4 separate regions of the Homo sapiens genome follow, and regions 2, 3 and 4 are each linked to region 1. Evidence: chromatin contacts called from ENCODE Hi-C or POLR2A ChIA-PET data. All regions are on one chromosome and are shown on one strand. The core of a region is the stretch at or near the end of the contact, and the rest is flanking DNA. Distances in the headings are between cores, read along the strand shown.

What was found. A loop is a pair of places that touch in the nucleus more often than their neighbours do. ChIA-PET counts read pairs that join two places held with the same protein, here RNA polymerase II (POLR2A). Pooled maps may share reads with other maps.
Region 2: a loop to region 1 is called in a map with no recorded cell type, with 25 times the contacts of the local background. The contact joins the promoter of SPHK2 here to the promoter of NOP53 in region 1. A Hi-C loop is called at or near these places in 1 of 168 maps with a recorded cell type or tissue (heart left ventricle), 2 of 37 single-sample maps with no recorded cell type and 5 of 50 pooled maps.
Region 3: a loop to region 1 is called in a map of CD8-positive, alpha-beta T cell, with 6 times the contacts of the local background. The contact joins the promoter of ZC3H4 here to the promoter of NOP53 in region 1. A Hi-C loop is called at or near these places in 1 of 168 maps with a recorded cell type or tissue (CD8-positive, alpha-beta T cell), 3 of 37 single-sample maps with no recorded cell type and 8 of 50 pooled maps.
Region 4: a loop to region 1 is called in a pooled map, with 7 times the contacts of the local background. The contact joins the promoter of SAE1 here to the promoter of NOP53 in region 1. A Hi-C loop is called at or near these places in 3 of 50 pooled maps. POLR2A ChIA-PET finds 5 or more read pairs at or near these places in 2 of 52 experiments (HEK293 and PC-9).

What each region holds. Positions count from the first base shown.
Region 1 is chr19:47,744,133-47,747,034 of GRCh38, forward strand. NOP53 (NOP53 ribosome biogenesis factor) reads left to right here and starts at 1,414. Exons shown (of 13, transcript NM_015710.5): 1 at 1,414-1,651; 2 at 2,835-2,899. The coding sequence starts at 1,428. RefSeq lists enhancers at 1,297-1,686, 2,107-2,607.
Region 2 is chr19:48,618,254-48,621,155 of GRCh38, forward strand. It overlaps SPHK2 (sphingosine kinase 2), which reads left to right and starts at 1,253. Exons shown (of 7, transcript NM_020126.5): 1 at 1,253-1,290; 2 at 2,149-2,300. The coding sequence starts at 2,262. RPL18 (ribosomal protein L18) reads right to left here and starts at 925. Exons shown (of 7, transcript NM_000979.4): 1 at 888-925. The coding sequence starts at 890. RefSeq lists enhancers at 1-396, 667-1,346, 1,507-1,596.
Region 3 is chr19:47,112,405-47,115,306 of GRCh38, forward strand. ZC3H4 (zinc finger CCCH-type containing 4) reads right to left here and starts at 1,372. Exons shown (of 15, transcript NM_015168.2): 1 at 1,316-1,372; 2 at 20-185. The coding sequence starts at 180. RefSeq lists enhancers at 1-277, 278-1,005, 885-1,044, 1,285-1,514 and silencers at 1-134, 385-474.
Region 4 is chr19:47,129,435-47,132,336 of GRCh38, forward strand. It overlaps SAE1 (SUMO1 activating enzyme subunit 1), which reads left to right and starts at 1,401. Exons shown (of 9, transcript NM_005500.3): 1 at 1,401-1,594. The coding sequence starts at 1,497. RefSeq lists enhancers at 1,175-1,789, 1,482-1,721.

The DNA of each region.
Region 1 (2,902 bases), core at 164-2,663:
TCAGCCTCCCGAGTACCTGGGACTACAGGCGCACACCATCACGCCTGGCTAATTTTTAAATTTTTGGCAGACACAGGATCTCACTATGTTGCCCAGGCTGGTCTTGAATTCCTGGGCTCAAGCGATCCTCCTGCATCGGCCTCCCAAAGTGCTGGGATTAGAGGCGTGAATCACCACGCCCTGCCATGGATCCCTTTGAATGGCTGCCAGGGCCCAAGAGCCTCTGAGCTTCCTTCCTTATTTGTAAATGACAAAGATGAGTTGATTCTAAGATGAAGCCTCAGAGGGCAAGGCAGTAACAATAGCTAACACTCAGATGCCAGACGCAGCCTTAAGCGCTTTACATATGTTTAATCTTCTGCATGACTTATGACGCAGATGTACTGTTATCATCTTTATTTTACAGATGAGGAAACTGAGGCACAGTGAAGTAGCCCGCTCAAGATGAATGATTCTGAGTCTGCACTTCTAGGGTCCTAAAAGTGTATGTTTCTAACATTCCTCTAATGTTCTGTGCTTCCAACTTTGATATTCCGAAAGTTACTTGATTTCTAAGATCCTAGGATTGGAACATTTGAGAGGACAAAACTTCTGAGATTGGAATGTGTGTTGTGCGGAATCTGCCACTGACGGTTCTGACTTTCTAAGAAAACGAGATTAAAAAATAATCAGGCCGAGCATGGTGGCTCACATCTGTAATCCTAGCATTTTCGGAGGCTGAGGAGGGAGAATCACTTGAGCCCAGGGGTTCAAGACCAGCCTGGACAACATAGTGAGACCTTTGTCTCTTAAAAAAAAACACACACACATCAGTTTGGACCGGGAGTGGTGGTGTGAGCCTGTAATCCCAGCGCTTTGGGAGGCCTAGGAAGGAGGATCACTTGAAACCAGATGTTTGAGACCAGCCTGGGCAACATGGGGAGGCTCCATTTCTACAAAAAATAAAAATAAAAAATTAGCCAGGTGCGGATGCACCCTTCTGTGGTCGCAGCTACTCGGGAGGCTGAGGTAGGAGAATCCCTGAGCTTAGGAGTTGGAGGCTGCAGTGAGCCATTACCCTTCCACTGCACTCCAGCCTGGGGGCAACAAAGTGAGACCTTATCTATTAAAGAAAAAAATCAGTTTGAGCAAAGACCCCAGGCGGCCGGGAAAGGTGTTCGCTTAAGGGCGAAAGCTAAGAACCTGCAACCTTCCCGTCTCTTTCCTACCACCCGCCGCCGTTAGGAATCTTCAGATCCCGCTGTAAAGAATGGAGGAAGGAGGAGCCATTTATCCTTTACCAAGATGGCAGCCTCCTGGCAACTCCAGTCACTTTATAAATATGGCTGCCACAGGAAGTACGTCACGGAAGAGGGTGGGAAATCTGCGCGCGCACGCTGCAAAGGGGCTTTTTGGGACGCCAGTGGCTGAGTTCTTCCTTTGACAAGATGGCGGCAGGAGGCAGTGGCGTTGGTGGGAAGCGCAGCTCGAAAAGCGATGCCGATTCTGGTTTCCTGGGGCTGCGGCCCACTTCGGTGGACCCAGCGCTGAGGCGGCGGCGGCGAGGCCCAAGAAATAAGAAGCGGGGCTGGCGGCGGCTTGCTCAGGAGCCGCTGGGGCTGGAGGTTGACCAGTTCCTGGAAGACGTGCGGCTACAGGAGCGCACGAGCGGGTACGTTGGGCGGGACTTCCGGGAGGTGGGACGGTTCCTGCGCCCAGGTGCAAGGCCAGGCGTGCTTGCGTGGACTCGTCGGGGGTCGGGGGTCGGGGGTCGGGGGTTGGGGGCTCCTGTCCCGGGGACCGCCGAGGAAATGGAGAGCATGGGCAGGGGACTCAGCATGGGAAGCTGGAGAGCTTGATAGAGTTACCAGATTTAGCAGATAAATATACAGGACGCTCAATTAAATTTGGATTTTAGGTAAACAATGAATAATTTTTAGCATAAATACGTTCCATGCATCCACCTTAGCTTGCTGTTTTCTAAATATGTGTGTGTGTGTATGTATATATGTGTGTGTATATATATGTGTATATGTGTGTATATATATATGTGTATATGTGTGTGTGTATATATATGTATATATATATGTTTTTCAGACGGAGTCTCGCTCTATCGCCCAGGCTGGAGTAGGCGCGATCTCAGCTCACCGCAACCTCCGCCTCCCAGGCTCAAGCGATTCTCCTGCCTCAGCTCCTTAGTAGCTGGGATTACAGGCGGGCGCCACCACGCTCGGCTATTTTTCTTTTCTTTTCTTTTTTCTTTTTTTTTTGAGACGGAGTCTTTCTCTGTAGTCCAGGCTGGAGTGCAATGGCACGATCTCGGCTCACTGCAACCTCTGCCTCCTGGGTTCAAGTGATTCTCCTGCTTCAGCCTCCCAAGTAGCTGGGATTACAGGCATGCACCACCACGTCCGGCTAATTTTTGTATTTTTAGTAGAGACAGGGTTTTGCCATGTTACAGGCCAGGCTGGTCTTGAACTCCTGACCTTAGGTGATCCACCCGCCCCGGCCCCCTAAGGTGCTAAGATTACAGGTGTGAGCCACCACACCCAGCCTAATTTTTGTATTTTTAGTAAAGGCAGGGTTTCACCATGTTGGCCAGGCTGCTCTTGAACTCCTGACCTCAGGTGAGCCACCCGCCTGGGCCTCCCAAAGTGCTGGGATTACAGGCGTGAGCCACTGCGCCTGGCAGTCCTTCCTAAATACTAAGTTCTGTAAACTGCTGGGCGAAGCCTTAGCCTGGAAGAGTCCGGTGGCGGGACTTGACTAAGCGGAAGATGAAGGCTGGACCTGCCAGGTTAAATCTCTTTCCTCTCCAACATCTCTGGCTGATGTTCTGCATTTCTGTCCCCCAGTGGCTTGTTGTCAGAGGCCCCAAATGAAAAACTCTTCTTCGTGGACACTGGCTCCAAGGAAAAAGGTG
Region 2 (2,902 bases), core at 3-2,502, 870 kb after region 1:
ACCTAGCAATACTACTAGAACCACCTCTCCTACAGCATCAGTCAATCCAACAACCCTTACCAAATAGTGTCTTTTTAAAACATCGTTTTTAAAGTGGAGACAGGGTCTCACAATATTGGCCAGGCTGGTCTTGATCTCCTGGGCAAGGAATCCTCCCGCCTCGGCCTCCCAAAGTGCTAGGATAACAAGCGTGAGCCGCCTCGCCAGGCTCCTACCGCCCTGCTGCCTTTCTGAGCAACTTAAGTTTTTCAGACTGTGTTGACAATTACAAGAACTATTTAATAGCTCCACTTATGCAGCACTTACTGTGTGCAAAACCCCGTGATGAGCATCTCCTGTGAATTATTTCTTCCCAAATTCACAAACTTGTCAGATGAGATTACTGTGTACCCAACGAACAGCCAGACACTGGGGCAAAGGCTCAAAAACCATCACAAGGTGGGAAGGGGCCTGAGACTCAGAGACCTGCCTGGTCCCCAAATCCAGTTATTCGGCTCTCGATCCTCTCACCCGCCGCGGCCCCCATCGAACCCGACTTTTCATACTAGAAAGTGACAGGTCCAGATAAAGGCAGCAAAGCCAAATAACTAAGAGTGGCTGCGGGTCCAGCCACCTGGGTCGGAATCCTGGCTCTGCCACTTCCTGGCTTTGTAAACCCAGTCATATCAGCCTCCGAGTACCTCCACTTGGTCATCTACTAAGTGGGGGCGGTAGGCTATGACTGACCCATCCCTGCTTTCCTGGCCCCCAGAGTAGGTCCCCAGTATCGGGAATTGCTCCCTCCGGGCAGCCGCAGACCCCCTGCCGCCCTCCAGCGTGCCCCTAGCCCAAAACCACGGCGGATGGCAGCGGATTATCCAGCCCCGAACGCCGCAAAGCGAGCTCACCATGATGGCGCCTCCTGCTCGGCCAGGTCCGGAAAGAGAGAACGGGCTGGGGTGGGCGGGGAAAGCCTCAAGCGAGTGGCGCCGCCGTGACGTCACATGGGTGCGACGCGGCGCTCTACCACGATCCGGACTTCTCTGTGGTGAGTTGGACGACTGACTAGCCGGGCGATAACGGCAGAGAGCATAGAGCGCAGGAACAAGCGCAACGTCCAAGAGGGAAGGGCCAGCACGTCGGGGGCCTCTCTGGCCCTACCCAGGCCGTGTTCTCGATAGCTTTCCGGAAGAAAGGGATCTGGGAGCGAGATGCGTGTAGCTAGCACGATGCGTCGCGCGGTGACGCTCTGGCCCGACGCCGACGGCCTCTCAGTGGCTCCCGGAGGACCCGGCGGGCCCAGTGTTGGAGGTGAGGAGGCGGGGCTGGCAGGGCTAGTCGGGGCATCTGGAAATTTCCGACCCCACGCTTCGGGCGTTTCCTTATCAGGTTCACCGCTCCCTGATCTCGCGCTGCACTTCGTAGGCGCAGCCGCTGCTTGGGAAGTCCTACTTAAGGTCTAACCCGAGATGATCTTGCTGCACCTCAATCTATAGCATCCTGTATTCCCATCCTTTGAGTTCCGCTTCTCCTTCTCCCCCGGCCCCTAGATGGCCCTTCCCTGACCTAGAAAGAGGGAGACAGAGTTTCATAGGGGAGGCAAAATGGAGACTCCGTGGCTTGGGGGTGGGGGGAATGGAGGCCCAAAGGGTAGGAAGGAGACCTAGAAAGAGGGGTGAGATGGAGACCCAGGGAGAAGTAGTGGCAAAGAAAGATGGTGAGATGGGGCCTTGCAAGGCTATAACCAAATTCAAATCCTGGCTCTGCTAGTTACTAATGGGGTGATTGGGCAAGTCATTTAACCTCTCTGTGATCTTGGGAAAATCACTTAACTTCTTTGGGCCTTACTCTCCTTATGGACAAAAAGGGGATGACAACAGGCCTGGCACACAGGGGTGTTTTTCAGGATTATGAAAGTTAATAAAACTGCTGAGGTCAATATTTTGCACATAATAAGTGCTCAATAAAAATTAGCCTTCACTCCTATTATAGCATACATATTGTGTGCAACCAGATGGACTGGCTGGGGCAGTGATTAAAATGACTTATCTACTCTTCCCCCCACCCGCCAGGGAGGCCCCTGCCTCTTGGTTCTCAGGCACATTGAGCCTGGAAGGGCCTCCTGCAGTTGGCTGTCAATGCTGCTCCTCACTTACCTCTCCTCCACAGAGCTGAAGGTCAGGCCAGGACAGTGAGACCTGACTCCTTGCTCCTACCAGCCTACTATGGCTTAAGACCCAGGGCCAGGGTCCCGTTGATGTAACAGAGCAGAGGACCAGCAGATGAATGGACACCTTGAAGCAGAGGAGCAGCAGGACCAGGTAAGGGACCATCTAAAAGCCAAGATCCTCATACTGTGGAAAGACAAAATCTGAAGCTTTTCTTTAAAAAAAAAAAAAAAAAATTGGAGGCCAGGCGTGGTAGCTCAAGCTTGTAATCCCAGCACTCTGGGAGGCCAAGGCCTGCGGATCACCTGAGGCCAGGAGTTCGAGATCAGCCTGGCCAACATGGTGAAACCCCATCTCTACTAAAAATACAAAAATTAGCCAGGCATGGTGATGCGCACCTGTAATCCCAGCTACTCGGGAGACTGAGGCAGGAGAATCATTTGAACCCGGGAGGCAGAGGTTGCAGTGAGCCGAGATCGCGCTGCACTCCAGCCTGGGTGACAGAGTGAGACTCCGTCTCAAAAAAAAAAAAGAAAAAACAGGGTCTCACTCTTGCCCAGGCTGGAAAGCAGTGGCACAATCACAGCCTACTGCAGCTGCAACCTCCTGGGCTAAAGTGATCTTCCCACCTCAGCTTCCCAAGTAGCCTCCACCATGGCTGGCTAATTTTTTTATTTTTATTTATTTATTTATTTTGAGGTGGAGTTTCGCTCTTGTTGCCCAGGCTGGAGTGCAATGGCACGATCTTGGCTCAC
Region 3 (2,902 bases), core at 122-2,621, 630 kb before region 1:
GCCCAACCGGGGGCCTGACCTGTCGTCAGGGAGCGGGAGGCGGTGGTGGAGGAGGTGCGGGGTGGCCGGGCGGGCGTCGGGGGAACACGGAGGAGGCGAAGGCGTTGATGGCGGCGGCGGCGATGGCGGCGGCGGCGACTCTGATGGCGGCGGCGGGGGGGTCCCGGGCGCGGCCTCCATAGTTCCTTTGGGGGGGAGGGGATGTTAATGCACGAAAAAGGACTGCTTGGGCGTGGCGGGAGGGGCACACTTAAGCTCGGAGGGCTCCTGATGGGAATGGGGTATATATTTTTTCGGTTTCGGAATCACCTCTGCGCTGACCTCCGCGTAGGCCGCACGGCCTAGGCCTCGGAGGGCCGCTCGCCGCCTGCTTTCTCCGCAGCCCACCCTTGCGGTCACTCGCTCACTGGCGCGGGGCCCTCATAGGGGCGAGAGCCCCCCCCCCACGCACCCCCGGGGGGCGGGACACCCGGGAGACACGGACACTGGTGGGTGGTTGGGTGTAATTAGCGCGGGCCGCGCGCGATGGAGCAAGCGAAGGGTAAGGGGAGAAGAGGAGAGCGAGCGAGGGGGGTGGGGGGTTAAAAAGAAAAAAAGGATTTGAGGGAGAGAGGGAACGGGCCGCGGAGACGGGCCGACTGTCTCCCTTCTCTGCCCGCCCTGGGTGCCCCGGCTGCCCGGCCCCCGCCGCAATCAGGAATTGACACAAAATGGCGGCTCGGCCCGAACCAGCCTAGAGGCTGAGGCGGGAGGAAGGGTGAGATGGGAGGGGGAACTGAGAGGCGGAGGCGGAGGCCGTGTCACGTGCAGGAGAGGGGTAGAGACCGCTTGCCCGAAGGCCGGCGGAAAGAGCCGAAGGCAAAGGGCGAGGCCGAGGGGAGGCGGAAATAGCCGAAAGGAGCTGAGCAGGAGCGAGGAGGCGACGGGGGAGAGCCAGAAAGAGCTGAAGGTGGTGATATGGGTGGGGCTAGAGAGAGCATGAGAAACCTAGGGGAGCCATAAATAGCCTAAGCCGATCGGGACCGGGGAAGGAGGAGAAACTGAGACGGTCCGGAAAGAGCCGAAAGCGGTGTCCGGGTGGGTGGCAGGAGGTGGAAACAGCCGAAAGAAAAGCAGCCAGGGTAATGCGATTAAGAGAATGAGCTGAACGGGCGGGGCTGAAGGGGAGAATAAACGACTTTCAGGAATTCGCCGGAGAGCAAGAGGGAAAAACCGAAAATTGCTAGTTTGAAGGAAGGCGGGAAGAGCCAATAGTTTTAGGTGGGAGAATGGGAGGGAAGGAATTCAGGCTACGGAGAGGGAAAAAAAAAATAACCGAAAGCTGGAGGCCAGGTGCCGAGAGTCGGAGGTTTCCGGAGAAGCGATGAAGCCCAGCCAGCCCGGAGGTGACGTCACTCGACAACCCAGTCGATGATGTCATCATTGGATGCGAGAGGGGCGGGGCTTGGTAGTCCCTCAGGGGAGTTTAAGGACCTGGGGTGTAGGACCCATGGAAGGCTCTCAAATAGCAGAGCTAGAAACACTGGCCGGTGTCGTAGACTGTACAAACAAAATCTTTTGACCCTCATAACCGTCCTAACATAAGCTGCTGCTATTCCCATTTGCAGACTGAAGTTCGGTGTTTTAAGTAATCGGTTCACGGTCATAGGATTAGTTCTAAAAAGCACAGCAAGATTTTTTTTTTAAGAGACAGAGTCTTGCTCTGTCGCCCAGACTGCAGTGCTGTGACACGATCATACCTCACTGTAACCTCGAATCCAGGGATCTTCCTTAAATACTTGTTAGCTCTTTCTACAGTGCCAGTCCCTGTGATGGAGCATGGGAACAGTTTCTGTCTTCATGGAACTTAACCGATAATGCCCCAAGGGAGAGAAACAGAGTTAAAGAATAAAGGGGGTGGGTGGAGTGTTAGAGGAGGGTCTTGTAATTGTTCTTTTAGGCTGGTACATGAAAAAGAAGAGATGGTTCCAGGCAGAAGAAATACCTTATTTCAGGCGGGGCGATGTTGCTCACGCCTGTAATCCTAGCACTTTGGGATGCCGGGGCGGGCGGATCGCTTGAGCTCGGGTTGGAGACCAGCCTGACGAACATGGTAAAACCCCTTCTCTACTAAAAATACAAAAATTAGCAGGACATGATGGCTCACACCTGTAGTCCCAGCTGCTCGGGATGTTGAAGAGGGAGAATCGCCCGATCCCGGGAGGTCGCGAGGCTGCAGTGAGCCGAGATTATGCCACTGCACTCCAGCCTGGGCAACAGAGTGAGACTCTTGTCTCAAAAAAAAAAGAAAAGAAATACCTTATTTCAGGCCCTGACAAAGCAAAGACCACTTAGATTCCAGGAAGAGAGAAAAACCGTGTCAACAGTGATAAATCTGGAGACAGAGGCACCATGTGACTTCCTGGTATATTGATCCTACTTTTTTTTTTTTTTTTTTGAGGCAGAGTCTCGCTCTGTCGCCCAGGCTGGAGTGCAGTGGCGCGGATCTCGGCTCACTGCAAGCTCCGCCTCCCGGGTTCACGCCATTCTCCTGCCTCAGCCTCCCAAGTAGCTGGGACTACAGGCGCCCGCCACCACGCCCAGCTGATTTTTTGTATTTTTAGTAGAGACGGCGTTTCACCGCGTTAGCCAGGATGGTCTTGATCTCCTGACCTCGTGATCCGCCCGCCTCGGCCTCTCAAAGTGCTGGGATTACGGGCGTCAGCCACCGCGCCCAGCGGATCCTACTGTTTTTTAAATGTTCCAGCTGGCAGCGGGGCGTGGTGGCACACACCCATAATCCCAACACTTTGGGAGGCCGAGGCTGGCGGATCACTTGAGGTCAGGAGTTTGAGATCAGCCTGGCCAACGTGACGAAACCCCGTCTCTACTAAAAAGACAAAAAATTAGCCAGGCATGGTGT
Region 4 (2,902 bases), core at 151-2,650, 610 kb before region 1:
CAGGCGTGTGCCACCACGCCCGGCTAATTTTTTAGTATTAGTAGAGATGGGGGTTTCACCATCTTGGCCGGGCTGGTCTCGAACTCCTGACTTCGTGATCTGCCCTCCCTGGCGTCCCAAAGTGCTGGGATTACAGGCATGAGCCACTGTGCCCTGCCAAAAAGCCTATGATTCTAACATCAGAAATCCTTCCACCTCAGCCTCCCACGTAGCTGGGACTATAGACTCAGTACCACCACACCAAGCTAATTTTTGTATTTTTAATAGAGATAGCGTTTCCCTATATTGACCACCTGGGGCCATCCCTGGTTTTTTTTTTTTTTCCCTTCCTTCCTTCCTTTCCCTCTCTCTTTCCCTCCCTCCTTCCTTCCTTTCTTTCTTTCTTTCTTTTTTTTTTTTTTTTACAGAGTCTTGCTCTGTTACCCAGGTTGGAGTGCAGAGGCATGATCTTGGCTTACTACAACCTCCGCCTCCCGGATTCAAGCAATTATCCTACCTCAGCCTTCCAAGTAGCTGGGACTACAAGTGTGAGCCACCATGCCCTGCTAATTTTTTTATTTTTACTAAAGACGGGATTTCACCACATTAGCCAGGCTGGTCTCCAACTCCTGATTTAAAGTAATCTGCCTGCCTTGGCCTTCCGAAGTGCTGAGATTACAGGTGCGAGTCACCGTGCCTGGCCTATTCCTGTTTTCTTAACGCTCCTCTCTCCCACTGGGCCGTGACTGCCTCTAAGGCAGAGATGTGTTCATTTTTATTATTATTGTATGTCCAGGGCTGGGCACAAAGTGCAACACATAGTAGGGACATGAAAGGCTGGGCACAGTGGCTCATGGTTGTAATCCCAGCACTTTGGGAGGCAGAGGCGGGAGGATGGCTTGAGGCCAGGAGTTGGAGACCAGCCTAGGCAACAGAGGGACCCCATCTCTATGAAAAAAAAAAAAAAAAATTGACAGTTCAATGTCACCTCTGATAAGCCTTCCCTGACCACCCCTGTTACTCTGTAGCCCCATGTCCTGCTTTATTTTTCTCCAAAGCATTTATCATCGCTGGGTTTATATTTATTTCTCTTCGGGCTTTTCTCACTGGATCGTAAACTCCATGAGGACAGGGCTTTGTCGATTTCACTCAATACCGTTATTTTACAACATCCCTATTGCTGGGATCTCAGTATGCACTCCTTAAATATTTGCAGAATTTAAGTGCCACATAAGTGACCACGTGGGCAACGCCCTCGGGGCCTTAAGCCGCGCCATTTTTGGGGCTAGGATTGGTTGGACCCTCCGTCACGTGACATGCAGTCGCCGGATCGCCTTTGAGTCTCGTGAGGTACTTTTGGTCCCAGGCTCCGCGGACGAGGTACTGCGCAGGCGTGGGAGGGTCTGCGCATGCGCAGAAGCACTCCGGGCGTGCTGCCGGCGGCGGTAGGTGGCGCGCGGGTCCGGCGGGCGGTTGGCTTGAGCGGGACCGGAGCTGAGGCAGGAAGAGCCGGCGCCATGGTGGAGAAGGAGGAGGCTGGCGGCGGCATTAGCGAGGAGGAGGCGGCACAGTATGACCGGCAGATCCGCCTGTGGGGACTGGAGGCCCAGAAACGGTCAGGGCCGGCGCGGCTTGAGGCCGCTAGGGTCTGGAGGGGGCGTCTATTCTGAGGCGTTTGCGGCCCGGAAGGAGCGGGAAGGTGTGATTTGAAGGGAGGAGGCGGGAATTCTGTGCTCTGGGATCGTCTCTCTCTTGGGGGGACTGGAGGAGTTGATTGGGGATGTTTCTGGAAGGTCTGGGAAGTGGTTGGGAGGGCCGTTCCGAAGGATGGGAGCTCTGAAGGGGGCGTTGGGGAGTCCTGAGAGAGCGGGAGAATTCAAACTCAGGAAATCCGAGGCCCGAAAGCGGTGATTGTGGGGTTTGATCGCGGTTAGGGGATAAGAGGGGCTGGGGATACGTGGAAAGGGTGAGGTGAGGGACGCAGTTCATTCATTCGAGGGTATGGGACCTGGTTCCGTGCTGCACACAGGGGAGACTGGACTGGCCAACCGGACAGACGGGAGCTTACACTCTTGTGGGAGCTCACGGGCGGGCCAGTCTGAGAGAATGCGGGTTTTGAGGAGTTTTGGAGCAAGTTATCTCAAATGGGAATCTTGAGAGGCTCGGAGAGGCTGGAGGGGGACGGCCGTAGGCTCCCGAAAAGGTTGCTTGTGTTTGGTATGGGGCTGTGTCTTGATAGGACAGGAGACGTAGTTTGGGCATTGTGGAGTAGCTTAGGGAATTCTTTTTTTTTTTTTTTTTTTTTTTGAGATAGTCTCTCTCTGTCGCCCAGGCTGGAGGGCAGTGGCGCGATCTCGGCTCACTGCAACCTCTGCCTCCCGGATTCAAGCGATTCTCCTAACTCAGCCTCCCGAGTAGCTGGGATTATAGGGGCCCGCCAGCACGCCCGGCTAATTTTTGTATTTTTAGTAGACACGGGGTTTCGCCATATTGACGAGACTGGTCTCGATCTCCTTACCTCAAGTGATCCACCCGCCTCGGCCTCCTGAAGTGCTGGGATTACAGGAGTGAGCCACCGCGCCAGGACGTCTTTTGTTTTGTGCAGTTGGGTGACCTCGGTTCACTGCAGCCTCTGGCCTCCCGGGTTCAAGACTTCCTCTCACCTCAGTCTTCTGAGTAGCTGGGATTACAGGCTCGCGCCACCATGCCTGGCTAATTTTTGTATTTTTAGTAGACATGGGTTTTCACCATGTTGGCCAGGCTGGTCTCAAACTCCGGACCTCAAGTGATCTGCCCGCCACAGCCTCCCAAAGTGGTTGGATTACAGACGTGAGCCACTGTGCCCAGCTTGTTTTTTTTTTTTTTCTTTCTCTGTGGCCCAGTGGAGTGCAGTGGTGGGATCACAGCTCACTGTAGCCTCAAC